Linked DNA regions of Mus musculus: region 2 is linked to region 1. A link is a loop called in an ENCODE intact Hi-C map of the cell type or tissue named here. Cell type or tissue: left cerebral cortex. All regions are shown on one strand. Each heading gives the region's core, and the rest is flanking DNA. Links, peaks and the distances in the headings are about the cores only. Region 1 holds the start of Map6 (microtubule-associated protein 6). Region 2 holds the start of Uvrag (UV radiation resistance associated gene).

What was found. Peaks named below come from ENCODE experiments on the same cell type or tissue, not always from the same donor. Only the 100,000 strongest peaks of a DNase experiment are listed, where the experiment ranks them.
Region 2: a loop joins it to region 1, with 2.6 times the contacts of the local background. A loop is called at or near these places in 2 of 42 quality-filtered maps.

The regions. Positions count from the first base shown.
Region 1 is chr7:99,263,150-99,272,473 of GRCm38, forward strand. It overlaps Map6 (microtubule-associated protein 6), which reads left to right and starts at 4,298. Exons shown (of 3, transcript NM_001048167.1): 1 at 4,298-6,164. The coding sequence starts at 4,873. Gm26705 (predicted gene, 26705) reads right to left here and starts at 4,069. Exons shown (of 4, transcript NR_103487.1): 1 at 3,996-4,069; 2 at 3,258-3,322; 3 at 500-679. In left cerebral cortex, for the core only: no CTCF peak of the experiment used is centred there; DNase peaks (open chromatin) are centred at 4,245, 5,089, 7,955 and 8,601; H3K4me3 peaks cover 4,770 bases; H3K27ac peaks cover 3,469 bases.
Region 2 is chr7:99,135,268-99,144,562 of GRCm38, forward strand. It overlaps Uvrag (UV radiation resistance associated gene), which reads right to left and starts at 5,877. Exons shown (of 15, transcript NM_178635.3): 1 at 5,567-5,877. The coding sequence starts at 5,683. In left cerebral cortex, for the core only: no CTCF peak of the experiment used is centred there; DNase peaks (open chromatin) are centred at 4,378, 4,885, 5,206, 6,084 and 2 more places; H3K4me3 peaks cover 3,009 bases; H3K27ac peaks cover 2,545 bases.

The DNA of each region.
Region 1 (9,324 bases), core at 924-8,923:
GGATTCCCACTTAGAAAATCTGGACAACATAAGCCTCAAAATGAAAAGTGAAAAAAATGGGTTAATACCACAGTAAAAATATTCATGAATCCGACAGTGTATAACAAAGAGGCCAGCTACTAAGTGTAGAAAGAATAAAGGATTCTGAGAAATCATCATGTGACAAACATCATCATAGCGAGTGTGCTGGGCAAGGGACGCCAGCAGTTGGTAAATGATCGGGCGACAATTCCTTGGGTAACAAACAAACGAGTTGCAGAGTGTCAGGTGACCTTGCTTAGTGTAGTAGTTGGACTGGATAATGAATAGCAGAGCACCTTGAAATCTGAGGACGTTATAGTTGTTTTAAAAATGTCTTCACAAGGCCCTCATGTTGTGTAAAGGAGATTTTAAAATTTTAGTTCAACAAAAAGAAGACATGTTTACTGTGTATCTTAGCCTGTTTTAGTTCTGGGACAGACACCATAGATACCGAGCTGAAACAACAAGTGCTCTTTACCCACAGTTCCAGGGCGTGGGAAGTACAACATCAAAGCTCTGATGCAAGTGGTGTCCGTGAGGATCCATTTCCTGCTATGCAGATGCTGCAAACATATGACTCCGGCCTCTTCCTCTTCTTTAAGGGCATGTGTCTGAAGTGGGGTGGGGTGGCATCCTCATGACTTCATCTGTGTTTTCCCTAGAGATAGCCCCTTTGGTTAGGGTTTTAACATAGATGTTTGGTGCACACATACATTTAGTCTATGATAGTCTCTAGCAACAGCCAGTTGGGAGGGAAGGAGAGGGAGAGGGAGAGAGAGAGAGAGAGAGAACATATGTATGCGAGTCTGTGATTTCTAGCTTCTTAGCTTCTTATATTTGATCTAATTTTCATTTATTTTATGATTCTGGAACTCTGTTGTTTTATTACTTTGAAATTCTAGGACTCCAAATAAATATTTTTGATCTTAAAATATTATCATTATTTTATTCTGATCCCAGAATTCAAAGATGCCATTATCTTGCTTTCTTTCGTCCCTACTTCTGATCTCACGGCAGCCCCAGCAGAGGTCCTATGAGTCCTCCAAGGACTACGTAGCTTCAACACTGAAGCCTGTAACTTTGTCCCATGGTCCCCTAATGCGTAAGGAAAAAGCCCAGCATTTCACGATAAAGCAGGAAGCAGAGTGAGTGCCTTTGATATAATAGGGAAGGTCTAACTTACAGGCTATTTTAAGAATTGATTGCTAAGTATCAATATGATCACGCTTTTAAGATGACTCATGATCTTCCACATTAATCTGTTGTGTGTGGAATTATATCTGTACATTGCTGGCTATTAAACCATGGCTTGCTCCTAACATAAACACTACTAAATATCAGATTTTTCTATCTATCTATCTATCTATTGATCTATCTATCTATCTATCTATCTATCTACCTACCTACCTACCTATCATCTATCTATCTATCTATCAATCATGTATGTATGTATGTATGTATGTATGTATCTATCTATCTATCTATCTATCTATCTAAGTGTGTATGAGTGTAGCTGGGCATAACATCACATGCTTGTATGTAGAGGTAGGAGGACAATCCCTTGAACAGATCCCTCATCAACAAGTTGGATCTGGCCAAATTGGCATAAGAAAAAAAAAAGCTCAATGTATTATGTTGCTAAAGACTTGCAAATTAAACAACAAATGTAACCCAAACAGACACAGCACCAAACACTGGCAAGGGGGAGAGAAACAGGAGTTCTCATTAGTTACTACTGAGCACTCAAAACTGGTACAACTATGGTGGAAGACAGTTTGTTTTGTTACAAAACTAACTCATCAGTTACTACTGAGTACTCAAAACTGGTACAATTATGGTGGAAGACAGTTTGCTTTGTTACAAAACTAGCTATTCTTTTGGCCACATAATCACAATCCTGCTCCTTGATAATTACCCAAAAGAGCCCAAAGCTTATGTCAGCACAGAAACCTGAACACTGTTTTAGCAGCTTTGTTTATAATTCCCCCCAAGTTGAAGCAACCAGCATGCCATTCAGCAGGTGACTGGATAAATAATCTATGGAACACAGTAATATTACAGAAAAGAGAAATGAGATACCAAGCCATGAAAAGATATGATGGATCCTTGAGGCTTATTACTAAGTCAGAGCTAATCTGAAACACTGCTTACTATCTGACTGGATCAAAAAGGATGGAATCTACCTCAGGTGACAAGATGACCTTGTCACCTCCTTAAGGGTTAATCCAGTGAGACAGGTGAGGGGACTGAGGAGGGATCCACCCCAGGAAGACATATTCACCTTACAATAACGTACTCTTCCCTTACAGAATTATGGCCTCCTAATGCAGTTCCCTTGCTATGCAAGCGTGAGCACATGAGTTCAAGTCCTGCACAGTGAAGCACAAATCAGGGTGTGGTCAGGTGAGCACCTGGGACCTCAGCACTGTGAGGGGCAGAGCCAGGAAAACTGCAGGGGCTTGCTAGCCAGTGAGCCTAGCTTCAGATTCAGTGAGAAACCTTGTTTCATGGGGAAAAAGGCAGAGAATGGTAGAGCAGAATACCCAGCATCCTCCCTTAGACGTACACATGTGCATATATGCCACAAATAAATTAATTAAGAGTAAATATTTGGGACTTTTAAGAAAATGAACTCTTTCTTTTCCTTGTGAAGTAGCAGATTTCCAAGTAGCAGGCTTCTCAGTGGCTTATCTGGGAGGCTCTGCCTGTGAGACTTTTGGATAAGCTTTTGAATATTAACAGGTTCTGCTGAAGAAGCCATTTCTATATGCCAGGAGCTGCAGCTAATATTTCTTGTGAATTGTGTCACTTCAGTCTTCAGAAAAACTTTGTAAGTTCAGAATAGATACCCTTGCTCAGAGACAAAGTTAAGGGTCAGAGGTTGCCACAATTTGTCTATGCCTTAGAGCCAAAAGTGCAGAAGCCAGGATCCAAATCCCTGAGTATGGACTCCAGGCTTCTGCTCTGGGTGCTTAACTTTCCTCATGAAACCACCCCGAGGCATTTATTAGCTCTACTACCCCTCCCCCCCCACCCCCCCACCCCCCGCCCCGACCCAGGGGACTGCAGCCCAGAGACAACCCAAGTCACAAAGAGAGTATCAGAGCCAAAGCAGGTCCATTAGATTCCAAAATCTGTTCAACCCCAAAGTAGAAAAGAAGGCAGAAACACAACCGAGAATCCCCTCAAAGAGGTCTCCCTTTTCCTAGGGAACTGTCTCTCATCCAGCCGCTTACCTCCTCCCTTGGGTCTCTTTCCAGAATCTTCCTTTTTCTCCCTTTCCCCCAGTGCAGCATCTGGGCTGGAGAAGAACCAATTTTATCCTGGGAGAGTAGACTCACTGCTTCCCAGTTGCTTAAAGAAGGAACAGCCAGAGTATGGCTAGGCCGGCCTCTCCCAGGCCGGCCTCTCCCAATCTCATACAACTGGGGAAGCCCTGTACACATAGGCTTAGGTCAAGAACCAGCAACACGGAGCATAAGTACAGCCTGATAGCTGACCAATTAACTGCAGCTCTCCCTTTTAAAGTATCTATTCAGGGGCTGAGTGGTTAAAAACTTGTATTGGTGTTCCAGAGGACCCAAGTCCGGGTCCCAGCATTCACATGGGGGTGGGGTGGGAGCTCATAGTCGCCTGCACAGCACCAGGGAAATCTACTTCTGACCCTCTGGCCTCAGCAGGCACCAGAGCCCATGTGCATATACCCACACACAGACAAAAGCACATAATTAAAAGGTGGCGCACGCCTTTAATCCCAGCACTTGGGAGGCAAAGGCAGGCGGCTTTTCTGAGTTCAAGGCCAGCCTGGTCTACAGACTGAGTTCCAGGACAGCCAAGACTACAGAGAGAAACCCTGTCTCGAAAAAACAAAAGCCAAAAACCAAAAAAAAAAAAAAAAAAGTAAAAAAGATTTTTAAAAGAAGCCAAAGCATCTAGTCTGAAACAGACATTTCATGGAGGCGGGGCGGTCTTACACTTAAAAAATTAGTATTCATTGGTTGGGGCGATTTTACGAAAGAGAGGAGACTCGGTTCTAGGACATGAAGCTGGCAACTCAAGGACAGCAAGTCCTCAGGAGCTTGGGACTTGAACCTATCAAGGACCCAGTTCTGCTGTTGCCTGGGAACAGAGAAGGGAGGAGCTGCCAGAGAGAAGGGAGGAGGGGACAGGGAGAGGGCAACCTCTCAGCTGCGCGCCCTGACGACAGCAGGTGATTTTTTTTTTTTTTTCTGCAGCGCGCATACTCTCAGCATCTTTTCTTGATCACCCCACCTCCCTTGCTGAGCCGCAAAAAAGGGTGGGGCCGCCTCTCTGCAGCAGAAGACGACAGCGGCAGCGGCTGCGGCATCACCGGGGGTATAGATAGAGGCCGTTTTGCTCTCTGCTCTGTCTGGGTTGGAGGTGACCGCTGCCAAGCCTCGCTAGGCGGCCGGCTGAACCAGACGGAAAGGAGATAAAAGCCTGCTTGCGGATCCTTCCCTGCGCCATGGCTTAAGCCCACAGCCTCTTTGCCAAGCATCTCCTTGCTCTGCCGGGGTCTGCTAGACACCGCAGTCGCAGAGAGGGCGCGCCCAGACGCCCTAGGCCTGGACTCTGGGACGCTGAGCCTCGCTCCTATTCTTCACTGCCCACAGCAGCTCCTCTGCAGCAGGCGTTTGCAGCCGGCAATCGAGGGACTTTACGGACTTTATCTCAGCGGTACCTTGTCCCCGGGTGCTCTTTGAGGGTGGAGGACGAGGCAAAGGGCTTCTAAGGGAAGGAAGCGGTGGGAACCACATTGGCGGGTCTGGGTTGGGGTTAAAGGGAGATTGGAGATTTGATTTAGGACCACAAAAAGGCTTTGTGGCTAACATGGCGTGGCCGTGCATCACAAGGGCCTGCTGCATCGCCCGCTTCTGGAACCAGCTGGACAAGGCGGACATTGCGGTGCCGCTGGTTTTCACCAAGTACTCGGAGGCCACCGAACACCCAGGCGCCCCTCCGCAGCCGCCAGCTCCGCTGCAGCCCGCGTTAGCGCCCCCCTCGCGTGCTGTCGCCATAGAGACGCAGCCAGCCCAGGGAGAGTCGGATGCAGTTGCCCGGGCAACAGGGCCTGCGCCCGGGCCCAGCGTCGACCGCGAGACTGTAGCCGCCCCCGGCCGGAGCGGGCTGGGCTTGGGCGCGGCCTCAGCCTCCACTTCCGGCTCAGGCCCCGCGGACTCGGTGATGCGACAGGACTACCGCGCCTGGAAAGTGCAGCGGCCCGAGCCAAGCTGCCGGCCGCGCAGCGAGTACCAGCCGTCCGACGCGCCCTTCGAGCGCGAGACCCAGTACCAGAAGGACTTCCGCGCCTGGCCGCTGCCCCGGCGCGGGGACCATCCCTGGATCCCCAAGCCGGTGCAAATCCCTGCGACTTCGCAGCCTTCCCAACCTGTTCTCGGGGTGCCCAAGCGTCGGCCTCAGAGCCAAGAGCGCGGGCCCATGCAACTTTCTGCTGATGCCCGGGACCCGGAGGGTGCTGGAGGAGCCGGGGTGCTGGCGGCAGGAAAGGCGTCCGGTGTAGACCAGCGCGACACACGTAGGAAGGCAGGGCCAGCATGGATGGTGACTCGCAACGAAGGGCACGAAGAGAAGCCTCTGCCCCCAGCCCAATCCCAGACCCAGGAGGGTGGTCCTGCAGCTGGAAAGGCGTCCGGTGCAGATCAGCGTGACACACGCAGGAAGGCAGGGCCAGCATGGATGGTGACTCGCAGCGAAGGGCACGAAGAGAAGCCTCTGCCCCCAGCCCAATCCCAGACCCAGGAGGGTGGTCCTGCAGCTGGAAAGGCGTCCGGTGCAGATCAGCGTGACACACGCAGGAAGGCTGGACCCGCGTGGATGGTGACTCGCACGGAAGGGCACGAGGAGACGCCGCTGCCACCCGCCCAGTCTCAGACCCAGGAGGGCGGCCCCGCAGCTGGAAAGGCATCTGGTGCAGACGAGCGCGACACGAGGAGGAAGGCGGGGCCGGCCTGGATGGTGCGTCGCTCGGAGGGGCACGAACAGACACCCGCTGCCCATGCCCAAGGCACAGGGCCTGAAGGAGGCAAGGGGCGCGCGGTGGCAGATGCCCTCAACAGGCAAATCCGGGAGGAGGTGGCGAGTACAGTAAGCAGCTCTTACAGGTGAGACTGGGGCAGCAGGTGATGCTGGTCACCCTCATCCCCTCGCGAGGACCACCCATTCTACCCCCACACCGAAAGCTTCGCATTCAGCTTCTTCTCCAGGGCCAGACCACACCCTCTTCAGCCACATTCCAGAACCCTTTCAACCCAGACTTTACTGCCCCACCCTGTCGGAAAGCCCTTAACAGTTTCCACACTGGTTTTCCCAGCTTGTTTTTTGTGCCACCCCTAAGCCACATTTTCCTCTTGGCTGCCTAGCTCAGCTCCCTATCTGCCCCACAGAGACCCTGTCAGTTTCCCCCTGTCTCATCAGTTCGCCTGCTGTCCCAGCCTGGCTCCCGTCCCCTAGTCGCCTCCACTCATTCACTTCTCACTTACTTCCCCGTGAGACCCTTTCTCCTCCCCAGTCTCTTACATTGTCCTGGTCTCTTCCTATTCGATTCCTCCCCCAGTTCCTGGCTGACACTCAAGCGCCACACCCTTTTCCAGATTTCTCTACATGCTCCTTAATAACTGGCTCTAGTACTTTGAAGTCATTCCCCTCCTGCCTCTTCAGTAGCTTTGACACATTGGGCGAGCTTTTTAACCTTCCTGGGCCTTCACATTCTTATCTGTAACTGGGATCAATAATAGTCAACTTAGAACTATCCACACAGGACTGATTTAAGCTGAGATATTCTGTACAGTTTTGAGGATAGACTAAATGCCAAACATGGCTCTAGCTGATGGAAAGATGGAAAGAGATGACTCGGGATGACTGGCCATGCCTGAGATGTAGTGAGAGGTCTTGTTTCCATTTATACTCTCCTATGTGATGCCCCCTTATTCTTGATTCTGCTTCCTGGATGTCCCTAGCCCTCTTCCCTGTTGAGGCAGCTCCTTTCTTCCTTTGTGTTCAGATGTTTCTATTTTTTCTTTTAATTAATTAGTTAATTAATTAATTTACTTATTCCCTTTACATCCTGCTCACTGCCCCCTACAGTCCTTCTCCCCATGCCCCACTTCTTCTCTAAGTGGGTGGGGTCTCCCCCTGAGTATCTCCCTACCCTGGTACATCAAGTTTCTGCAGGGCTAGTCTAATCCTCTCCCACTCAGGCCAAACAAGTCAACCCAGCTAGAAGAACATATTCCACGAACAGCCAACAGCTTTTTGGGGTAGCCCCCATTCCAGTTGTTTGGGACCCACATGAAGACCAAGCTGCACATCTGCTGTATATGTGCAGAGAGGTCTAGGTCCAGCCCATGTATGCTCTTTGGTTTGTGGTTCAGTCTCTGAGAACCCCTAAGGGTCCAGGTTAGTTGACTCTGTTGATCTTCCTGTGGAGTTCCTATCTCCTTAGGGGCCTACAATCCTTCTCCCTATACTTCCACAAGACTCCCCAAGCTCCATCCACTGTTTGGCCATGGGTGTCTGTATCTGTCTGAGTCAGCTGCTGGGTGGAGCTTCTCAAAGGTCAGACATTAATGTGTCCCTTATCCTCTGGCACATTCACGTTCCTTGAAAATGAACGCTTTCAAACTTAGAAACATCCCCCATCTTCCTCCACGCACACCCTGTTTATACAATTCTCCCTGTGCTGCATGCAGCCTTGGCCTGCTTTCTCACCTCACATCCATCCAGTGCACATCTCTGAATGTTTAGCTTTTGGGCCTTCCTTTATGTTTCTACCAACATCAGCTAGCTGATAGATCCTAGTTGACTTGAACATGTAGCAGCACCGGGCTTGGGTACTGAGGAAGCAGATGTGTGTGATAATGATGGAGCTGGCCTTGTGCAGCTGTGACTTCTGAGGTCTTCATTCAGCTCCACAGTCAGTTAGGTGCCCTTTTCCTAAGTGTGGAAGGAAGGGCTACAGAGTTAGTGTCTTCTGCTAACCCTGTGTGTGGGCGCTTCAGTAGGCTCTGCAGGCACTCCTCTCATGCAGCCAGAAGACTGGCATAAATAGAGACTCTATTGTTAAGGCAAAAGTCAGAGCCCTGCCTCAGAATTCCATGGCTTCCTGCATTCTGGTTCCCACTAGGTACCTCTCTCTGGGTTAACTGATATCACAACCAGACTGACCTTCCAGCATTAGTATATTACTTCCTTTCCAAGGTCTGGGTCAAACAAGGACGAAGCTCCTTTTCCTTGGACAGCCACAGGGAAGTGGGGTTCTCATAATAATGTTTATACTAGCACTGGAGGATCAAAAGAGAGACAGAAACAAACACCCACAAGCCAAGATGAATGTGAGTTTCTGATTCTGCCCTGGTACTTGTGTTCACAAATCCTAGTTCATTTATCTGAAAGGTTGGTCTGTGGGTACCCTGGCATTGGATTCCTGCTTCCCCTTTCATCTTCCACTCTGCCACGCCCTGGTGGGTGGAACCTTACGGGTGGAATCTGGCGAGTGGATCCACCCAGCAGGATCTGCCCCTTCTCACCTTCATAGAGATCAAGCCAGTTGGATTCAGAGAGCCAAGGCTCCCACACCGCCTTGGGTGATCCTGCTCAGTTTATGTTTCTGAGCTGGCTGGAGTTGTTCTATTTGTGGAAGCTGGGTCAGACAGCTCGAGAATGAGCCCGCCCCTCAGATGCGACGACTCACTTCAAATGTTGGTCTGTGCCTTTGTTCCAAATAGCACTCTACCCTGCAACAAAGCCTTACCTGTGGTAGGCATGCATGCCCTTGTCCACTTTCCAATTACACAAATACTGGCTGCTTAGACTCGTGTAGGGGACACGAGTCTCTTGAAGATCGCTTTTATCTGCTGTCAGAATTCTATCAACTTATTATGAACAATCTTTGAACACCTCGATTCTTTTTAAATCACATTTTCTGTAAAGTACATATATTTGACTTTGTGACCATCCATGCCCTTTTGTTGTATTTTGAAATATTAAGAACATGTGTCTTTCTAAAAAACAGACATTTCTTTAATGAACAATTTGAATTTATGACAAATTTGTTGCAAAACTTACTTTGTTGCTGTTGTTCCATAAGAAACACTAATCAATTCCAGGGAAATGGACTTTGGGTGGAAGTATCTGTAAAGAAGTAATATGTTCTATAAATTAACATAACATAGTATAGATAAAAAAATGTCTGGGATGTATAGACCTATTTGGAACATTGTTTTTTTCCCCTCCCCTATTGTCTGACTTTCTTTTCCTTGCTAT
Region 2 (9,295 bases), core at 1-8,000, 130 kb before region 1:
GATACCTAAGTATCTAAGTAAGACACTATCCAATCACCTCTCTGTAAGCTAGTAAATTATTTGAAGGAAGTCACATAAGTGACTAAATACTGAGTTACCACTTCGTGAGCAACAGGTTGCTAGGGGCAGATGCTGTTGGAGTGGGTGGCTACAGTAAATGGGAATTGGGGGCCAAGAACAACAGTCCCTAGGTGGATACTTCCTGTGACTTTTGAGAAGTTAGCGAGACACTAGGTTCCTCATCTGTAAAAGGATAGGAATGTCCACTGAAGCACTGCAAATAATTTATGTAGATATCTGTCCTCAAGGGCAAGGAAGCAAAAATACCCACTCCTTAAGTGTGGCCTTCACAGAGAGAGACAGAAGGTCCCAAGGAGCGAAGTGGAGAGGAGTGGGGTGGCACAAGCAGGTTTCCAGCAGGGTGCCCTGGTGAGCCCCGCCTGCTCACTACCTATGGTGATGTGTAAGAAACGCTCATCTTGGTCTTCAGTCCCTGGCACAGCATTTTACCTTCTAATTTCCCCAACAAGGAGCGCAAAGGGAAATCTTTTCCGGTTTAGGCGTTTGACCATGGTTCCTGACCCAAATCATTTCCTGGGAGCACTTTCTAGTTTGTCTAGTCCTGCATGGCTGGACTATCAGCCCCACTCCCCTCGAGAGTCACGCTGATGACTGAACAAACCACTGATGATGTCTACACAACGATCTCAGGAACTGAGGGCAGACAGCCTGAGGACACGGAAGCTTCCATCCACCCTGTCTCCTAACCAGTCTCTTCTGTCTGGCTGCTCCCCATCTCCTTTACAATAAATCAATAAACTGAAAGGTTTTCCTGGCCTTGTGAGCCACTCTAGCAGATGATCAAAACCTAGAGGATTGGAAATACCCTGCATTTACAGCCAATTGGCCAGAAGTTCTGGAAAGCCCAGGTTTGAGATTGGCATCAGAATGGCAAGGGGGCGGGGCTAGGCCTTTAACCTGTGGACTAGATACTAACTCTAAGTAGCTAGTCTCAAGTTTAATTATGGGCCATGCAACTGGTACCTGGTGGAGGACTACATGGTTCTGGTGAAATTCCCACACTTGGTATTAGAAGTGCAATGTTGGGGGAAGTGGGGCAAGGAGGTTAACACCTCAGCTGGTGAGGACCAAAGTTCAAATCCATGGAGACAAGTAGTGTAACAGTGTATATATACATCTGCTATGATAAAAATGGCACTTCACTCTTGAGTCTTGCTCTTAAAAGCCCACAACTCCAGCATAACCATGAAAAACAATCCATGCTATTGCCAGGACAGGATCATCACACAAAAGTCACACAAAACATCACACAAAACGTCATACAAAACAGTACTCAAAACAACCAAGAGGATCAAAGAAAGAAAGAAAGTGTAAGAAATTGTCAAAGGAGGCGGGCCAACTAAATGCCACCTGGGATTTATGCACAGAAAATAAGGGATGAAAAAGCAAGAGTCTTTAACTAGATAGATGAGCATTTCAAACTCGGGACTCCGCACACAGTGGGTAATCTGCACAGGAGGGGCTCTGACAGGAGCTCCCACCACAACAGCGACAACAATGATGATGACCCTGAAATCACTATGCTGAGGGAAATCACGCAGGCATAAAAGCACAAACAGGGTAAGAATCCCCAGGCCTGAAGAGCCCAGGAGGTCAAACCGACAGAAGCAGAAAGTACAGGGAGCTTTGCCGAGCGGGCTGGGGGGAGGGGAAAGAAAGGGGAGCTGTTTATTATGTGTGCCGGGTCTTCAAGGCTGATGATAAAGTGTCAAGCATTTCCAAGATGTTCTTGATGGCACTGAGCTCCACACTTGAAAAAAAAAAAAACTAAGATGGAAGGCTGGATGGACAGCTCAGAGGTTAAGAGCACTTACTGTTCTTACAGAAGACCCAGGTTCAATTCTTGGCACCTGCGTGGCAGCTCACAACCCACTGTAACTCCAGTTCCAGGGCATCTGACACCCTCTTCTGTACTTTGCAAACACCAGACACACATCTGATGCATGTCTATACATTCAGGCAAAATACTCATAAGTATAAAATAAAATAAATAAATCGATAGTATATATATATTTTTTTAATTCAAGGCCTGACTGGGCTACAGATCAAGCTCAAGGCCAGCCTGAGCAATTTAATGACTCCTTGTCTCCAAACAAACAAAATAGCCAGACATGGTGGCGCACGCCTTTGATCCCAGCACTTGGGAGGCAGAGGCAGGCAGATTTCTGAGTTCGAGGCCAGCCTGGTCTACAAAGTGAGTTCCAGGACAGCCAGGACTATATAGAGAAACCCTGTCTCTGGAAAAAATAAATAAATAAATAACAAAACAAAACAAACAAACAAACAAAACCTGAGAAAAGGGTTGGGTGTGTAGTACACAACTTTAATCCCAGCACCAAACAGAAACAGGTAAGGCCTCTGTGAGTTAAAGGCCAATCAGGGTTATGTAATGAGGCCCTGTCAAAAAAAAAAAAAAAGGTAACAGGTTGAAGCAATAACTCAGTAAAAGAAAACAGAGGACTTCCCTAGCTTATGCAAAGTCCTGGGTTCAATCCCATGATTACATTGATGGTGGTGGTGGTGGTGGCAGCGGCGGCGGCGGTAGGGACCAGGAGAGATGGCTCAGTGGGCTAGCATTGCCCTGAATGTTGAGAAGACTTGAGTTCAAATCCCTAGAAGTCACATAAAGCCAGGCTAGATAACCCATGTGCCTGTAATCCAGAAACTACTATAGAAATGGAGACAGGAGACTCCTTGAAGCTTACAGGCCAGCAAGCTTGGCATATGCCACAGAGAAAACAACATTCGCCTTCTCAAACAAGGTGGAAGCCAACACCTGAGGCCGTCCTGTGACCTCCTAGTGTTCTGCTCCCTAAACACACAGAAACGGGAGCACATACACACAAAGATAAAGATAATAATAATAATAACAACGGCTATTGCTTCCAACCTACTTCTCTCAAATACAAATAACAAAAAAAGACAATAAAAAAAAGATTCTTCAAGACTATAAAAATCGAGCACAACAATTAGAAAAGTGAATTCTAAAAACACAAAAATCACTTCACAGAAGAAGTTAAAGAAGCAATTAAACATATGCAATGATATTAAAATTCATAAGGCTGGGCAGGAAAACTGAGACCATGTGCTTGATATGCTGTCCAATAGGCAATAAATGGAGCTTTTAAAATATTAGCCAGGTAGTGATGATGCACACCTTTAATTACAACACTTGAGAAGCAGAGGCAGGGGGATCTCTGTGAGTTTGAGACCAGCTTGGTATACAGAGTGAGTTCCAGGATAGCCAAGACTACACAGAGAAATCCTATCTCCGGTAGTGGGGATATATATATACATCAGTTAAAGAAATGCACATTAAAATAACAAAATGTGTATGCACTATGTGTAGTGGTACACACCTTTAATTCTACCAGCAGAGGCAAGCAGACCTCTTTGAGTTAGAGACCAACCTGGAGGAGTGGGTAGACCATAGCTATTCATCAACCACGGAAAAAAAAAAAGGTTCCGGATTAGGTACATAAATTAAAATAAGGCAAACCAGAGGCACATGCCAGTAGTCCCAACCACAACTCCCAGAAGCTTAGGAGGCATAGGCAAGCGTTTATGAGTTCAAGGCCAGCCTAGTCTATATAGTGAGTTCCAAGATACCCAAGGGCCTTATAATGAGACCCTGATTAAATAATAATAATAATAATAATAATAAATTAAATTTTAAAAAGACAAACCATACACCTTATACATAATTTTGTGGGCTTTCTTGGGCAAACCCAAATCTTTTCCAGAAGCAGATAAGGTAGAAGGAGGCCAATACTATTGGAACTTGTATTATAGAGTAAGTTAATACGTTAATCAACAAAACGCCTATTTTAAAAATATTTGTTTCCCCAAACTTGTGCATTTGGTCTAGAAAGCAGAATTAATATCAACCACAGAAGGAATGTGTTTTTACATAGGCTGCCTCACAGTCCAAGGACGACACGCCCAGAAAAAACTTTAAGTGGCATGCCAAATCCTCACGCAGCACCCAGCTGACACTTAGGACACTATATGCCAATCTAGAAACTCGACCAACACTAACAAATGGAGTTGAACTGTGTTGAACCGGCAGTTGGCTTGGATTAGTTCTTCTAGTTTTGAACCGTTATTGCTAGAACAGGCTCTAGTCAGGAAAACATGCCTTGTTCTCTTCTCCAACCCGCCATGCTCTCACAGCTTCCCTAAACTATGCCCATCTAGATGCCCAATTTCTCCAGGCGGCTCCTAACAGTGCTCACTATTGCTTCTCCCAGCAGGCCCTCACACTCCACCTCCCACACAGGCAAAAATTCACATTAATGCCCAATCCACAGACTACTCTCCCAGCCACCCTCTCATCCTCTCCCACGACCTGGAAACGCAATACAAGCCTCATTCCTTTCCAACTCCTAATATTCTCCAAACTCCCTCTCCAATGGCACTACAAAACCTGGGCACATGCCTTCTGATTTGCTAAATTCTCTCCTACTACAGAGCCTTGCTTCTGCAGTTAACGTTGCTTCCCTACTCATCCGGCACCTCATCCGGCACCGGGTTGGGGGGGTGGGGTGCAACATTGCTCTTTCCTTTACATTCCGATGCACTCTATGCCTGGCCCTCTCTCCCATAGCCTCTGCGCTCCTAAGTGGCTCCTTCCTGTCTCTTGCAAGGATGGAAAGTTACAGAAAGGGTCTGAGGGAGCTCGTCCTGTGGACCGTGGTGGAGCAGCTGCTCTCAAGTCTAAAGCAAACTATTGCTGCTGAGCACAAGCTGGAGTCAGACTCTGTATTTGGAAATCCATCCCCACCAGAAACACTAACAGAGAGGCAGTGAGCAAGCTTGTTCCTAGAACTGAGAAACCGGGACAATAAAACCAGCTATCTCATGGAGTTGTGACGATTCAATGCTCACTTTGCACAGACCCAGCTCGGTAACCTCTCCATGACTGACAGTTTCTCCAGGTCCTCTTCAATGCTAAGGTTCCTGCAGAGTCTCCCCGAGGGACTGAGGGAGGCCAGTGGAAGATGTACTGATAGGCGGGTGTTGCCAAGAATTTTGTCAGATTCCCAAAGTCAGTGTTCTCTTGTCCTTATTACACACACACACACACACACACACACACACACACACACACACACACACGTGAGATACAAGCTATGAATATTTACTTCAAATCCTCCTTCCAGACACTCACCCGAGGGAGTGGAGTGTGCCATGAGGATCTGAGATTGGAAAGGAAACCCCAACGTCCCAAATACCTTCCTCAGGAGGAGCGGAAGGAAGCACCCGAAACGCTAAGAATAAGTGCAGAAAACCGACTCCTCGATCGGGGAGCGAAAGGGAAAGCGCGGCGGCGGCCAGCGGGGCAGGGCTCCCCGGCGCCTTCTTGGAGGGATGCGGGGGTCTGAGCGCGGGAACGGCCGGGGAGGGGGCTCCTCCTCCTGTCAGCCCTCCTCAGCCCTGCGAGCCCCGCCAACCTTCTCCGCCCCCCGGCTCGCGGCCGGCTCACCTGCTGAGACGGCAGCTCCACATGCAGGGCCCGCGCGGGGGCACCGGACGTCAGCGCGGCGGACGGGCCCGGGGGTGGCAGGGGCACCGGGCCCCCGAGCGAGGCGCAGGAGCTCATCTGGACCCCTGAGCCGCCGAGCGGCCAGGTGGGCAGTCCTCCCGCATCGGCCGCTGCCTCCCGAGCTGTGATTCGCAGAGCCCCTACAGCCTAGAAACCGGGCACCGAGAGCCCCAGCAGCTCTGCGCCCGCGCTGGCCACCGCCGCTGGCTAAGGAAGAGCCATATTACCGCAGTGCAACCCCTCCACCCGGCCCAGAGCTGGCGTGCTCATTGGTTCCGTTTCTGAGAGGGCGGGACCCGGTGGCGGCCAAGGGACGTGCTATTGGCCAGTGGGCCCGTCCGTCGTCGGCCGCAATGGCTAGGGGCGGAGGGACTCTAGGATGGCCTCAATTGCGTCTGTCAAACCCGGGCTAAACCTGGGGCGTAACTTCTCTTTGCCTCAGCCTAATTGGCCCTTTCCCTATTGAGGGGTGTGGTCTCCTAGGGAAGCCTCGTGGGCTATTGCTCTAGAGCGCTGTCAGTTGTCAGTGAAACAGGGACGGCTTCTTGATTAGGTAGAGCGCGCGCCTGGTATGTCGTGTCACGTGCAGAAGTCTGGAGAGTCACCTGATTAGTGAGAGTCAGTCCTCTAAGCCACTTCCGCCCTAACCTAGTTGCTATGGTAACAGAGCCTCCAGTGGAGGGCGGGGACCCGCTTGGCACCAGCTGAGTCGGGATGGATGGATGGTCTGACTTCCCGAAGTGTTCTCATCCACGTACAAAAAAAAAAAAAAAAAGCCACGCTTTATGACTGAGAGGGGGAGCCGCCACCGAGCCGCGATCACTGAGACCAAAGATCCATCGGGCAGTCCACCAGCTCTTCAGTGATCCACTCAGACCTGCAAGTCCACGCCCCTTCTAGCTTCTATAACTAGTAAGCTTAGCCACAAAGTGTGCCAGCCAGCCAAGAGACTGTCTCACCTCTGCTGGTGGGATGCTTATGCTCTGCCTAGAAAGCCTTTACTGCTTGTGACTAACGCTTGCTTAGCCATCGTATTTCAGCTGGGGCAGGAGTCCTTCCAAAAGACTTCTCTGAAACTCCGAATTAGGAAACTTGCCTTTACCACAGACCTGCTTATTCTATTGTGTTGTCTTTGTTTGTTTACTTGCTTTGCGCGGGGGCGGGGCGGGGGGAGGGGCGAGATTTGGCTGACCTGCCACTCACCATGTAGCTCAATCTACCTCAGCTCCCCAGGTGCTGGGACTACAGGAGTGTGCCACCACAGCAGCCTCCACTTTGTCTTTTAATAGTCATTTAACACACACAGCCTCCCCGAATTCAAACACTCATATGTGAATTCCTCAACCAAAAGACCTTGTCTGATTCGTCCCTGGATCCGCATTGCTTGCAGATAATAGAGAAATGAATATGAAGGTACAGCTCAAATGCCCTCCCTTCCCTGAAGACTTCTTTGACCATAATAGCAGCTACAGCCATTGCTTCTATAAGTAGCACTGAGTCATTTTGCAGAATATTGATTCCCCCGTCCCCATAGAGTGTGAATTTCTCCACCACCTGGACTGTTATAGCTGAAAGAACACAGTGTTCAGAGAGGCAGACACAACAGGAAGCAGGCAGTTTGGGATTCTGACTGCCACCTTCTAGCTTTGTCACTGAGCAGGTCAGCTCCCCACTGTCTGTCCATGCGCTGAATAGTACTGGTGTCACTGAGGGGGGTGGTAGGTGGGCCAGTATCTGTGCCCATGAAGACTCCAACATATAATAGATGGATTTAAAATCTTTTACTGAGTGGGAAGATGTATATATAGCTCAATGGTTGAGTAGATGCCGAATATTCACAAGGCCTTGGGTTCAATCCCTAGCACTATTTAAGAATTATGTGTATCTGGGCATGATGGCACATGCCTTTAATCCCAGCACTTGGAGGCAGAGGCAGGTAGATCTCTGTGTTCAACGCCAGACTGGTCTGCAGAGTGAATTCCAGGACAGCCAGGATTACAAAGAGAAACCCTGTCTCAACAAACAAACAAACAAAGTATGTGCACATGTTTGTGTGTGTGGACACATTTGTGTACACAGGTATGCATGCAGGTATGTGTGTGTGTGCAGAGATCAGAAGTCAGCCTCAAGTATCGTTCCTCAGGAACCGTCCATCTTGGGGTTTTTTTTGTTGTTGTTTTTTGTTTTGTTTTGTTTTGTTTAAAGATGGAGGTCCCTTGTTAGCCTGGAATTTACAAAGTAGAGCAGGATGGCTGGCCAGTGAGCCCTATGGATCCTCCTGCCTCTGCCTCCCTAGCTCTGGGGTTAGAGGTCTGCACTGCCATGCCCAGCTTTCTCATCAGGATACTGGGGCTGTTATTCAGATCCGGGTAGTTGGACAGAATGCACTTTACCGAGCTATACCCATAGCCCTGCCCCCATCTTAAAATAAATGGTAAGCATATTAACTTTCAGGGGAAATGAGTTGCATCTGACCTTAGGAATGAATTGCTTTGACGTCACAGTCTCTTATTTTGAAACACAGAGCAGTTCCTCATGGCTGGAGCCTCAGTGTCAGGTATCTGTTGAGAAGTGAGCAGTTGGGAAATTCCAAATCATGCCTAGTTCAAGCCATACAATGCCAAGATCCAGTGGAATTTCACAGAAAACATTTCTGTCTCTAAACTGTGCTTGTTTGCCAAGGCTGCCCTATCAAATTACCACAGACTTGGTAGCTGAAAACAGCAGAAATGTATTCTCCCACAGTTCAGGGTGTCAGCCCTCCTTGTTCTTCCAGCCTCTGGTATCTCTCAGATCCTTGGCTGCATAATTGCAGTCTTTGACTCCTCTTGACATTCTCCCTCTTCCTGTGTCTTCTTTCTCCTCCGGGGACATTTGATATTGGTTTTAGACGCCCCGTTCATACTTCATCTTGGGATCCTTTGTTAAGTGACATCTACAGAGCCAGGCAGGGTAGCTTATGCCTGTCATAGCAACATGCAGACAGTTGTCATGAATGTAATGGACTACACAGTGAGTTCCAGGTCAGCACGGGCTACAATATAAGACCCTATCTCAAAAAAACAAAAGAGAGAATGAAGGAAAAGGGAGGGGAGAGGAGAAGAAAAAAATATCTATGTAAATACCCCTTTTTTCCAAATATGGTTATAATCACAGGTTCAAATTATTTGAATATCCAGGCCATCATTTTGGCCTACAACGCAAGGGAAATGAAACTATGGGCCAGTGAGATGCCTCTGAGGGTAAAGGTGCTTGCCGCCAAGCCTGAGGGGCTGAGTTCTATCCCTGGAACCCCTAAGGCAGAGAGAGAGAGAGGGAGGGAGGGAGAGAGAGAGAGAGAGGGAAGGAGTGAGAGAGAGAGAGAGAGGGAGAGGGAGAGAGAGAGAGAGAGAGAGAAAGAAAGAGAGAAAGAGAACTTACTTTCATAAGTTGTCCCTTGACTTGCAGGTATACACCTGTAGCATGGAGGAGCCCCTACACATAAACATACATATACATACATACATACATACATACATACATACAGATGTAAGAAAGAAAAATGGACCTAGAGAGAGAACACAGGATCTTTTCATCTTCCTTGGGTCGTCACTTCTGCCATCTAGCCTTTTACTTTATTCAGTCAACAGTCGCCCAGAGAGCTCCTCTGCTAGGTGCCAGGAAGTCAGC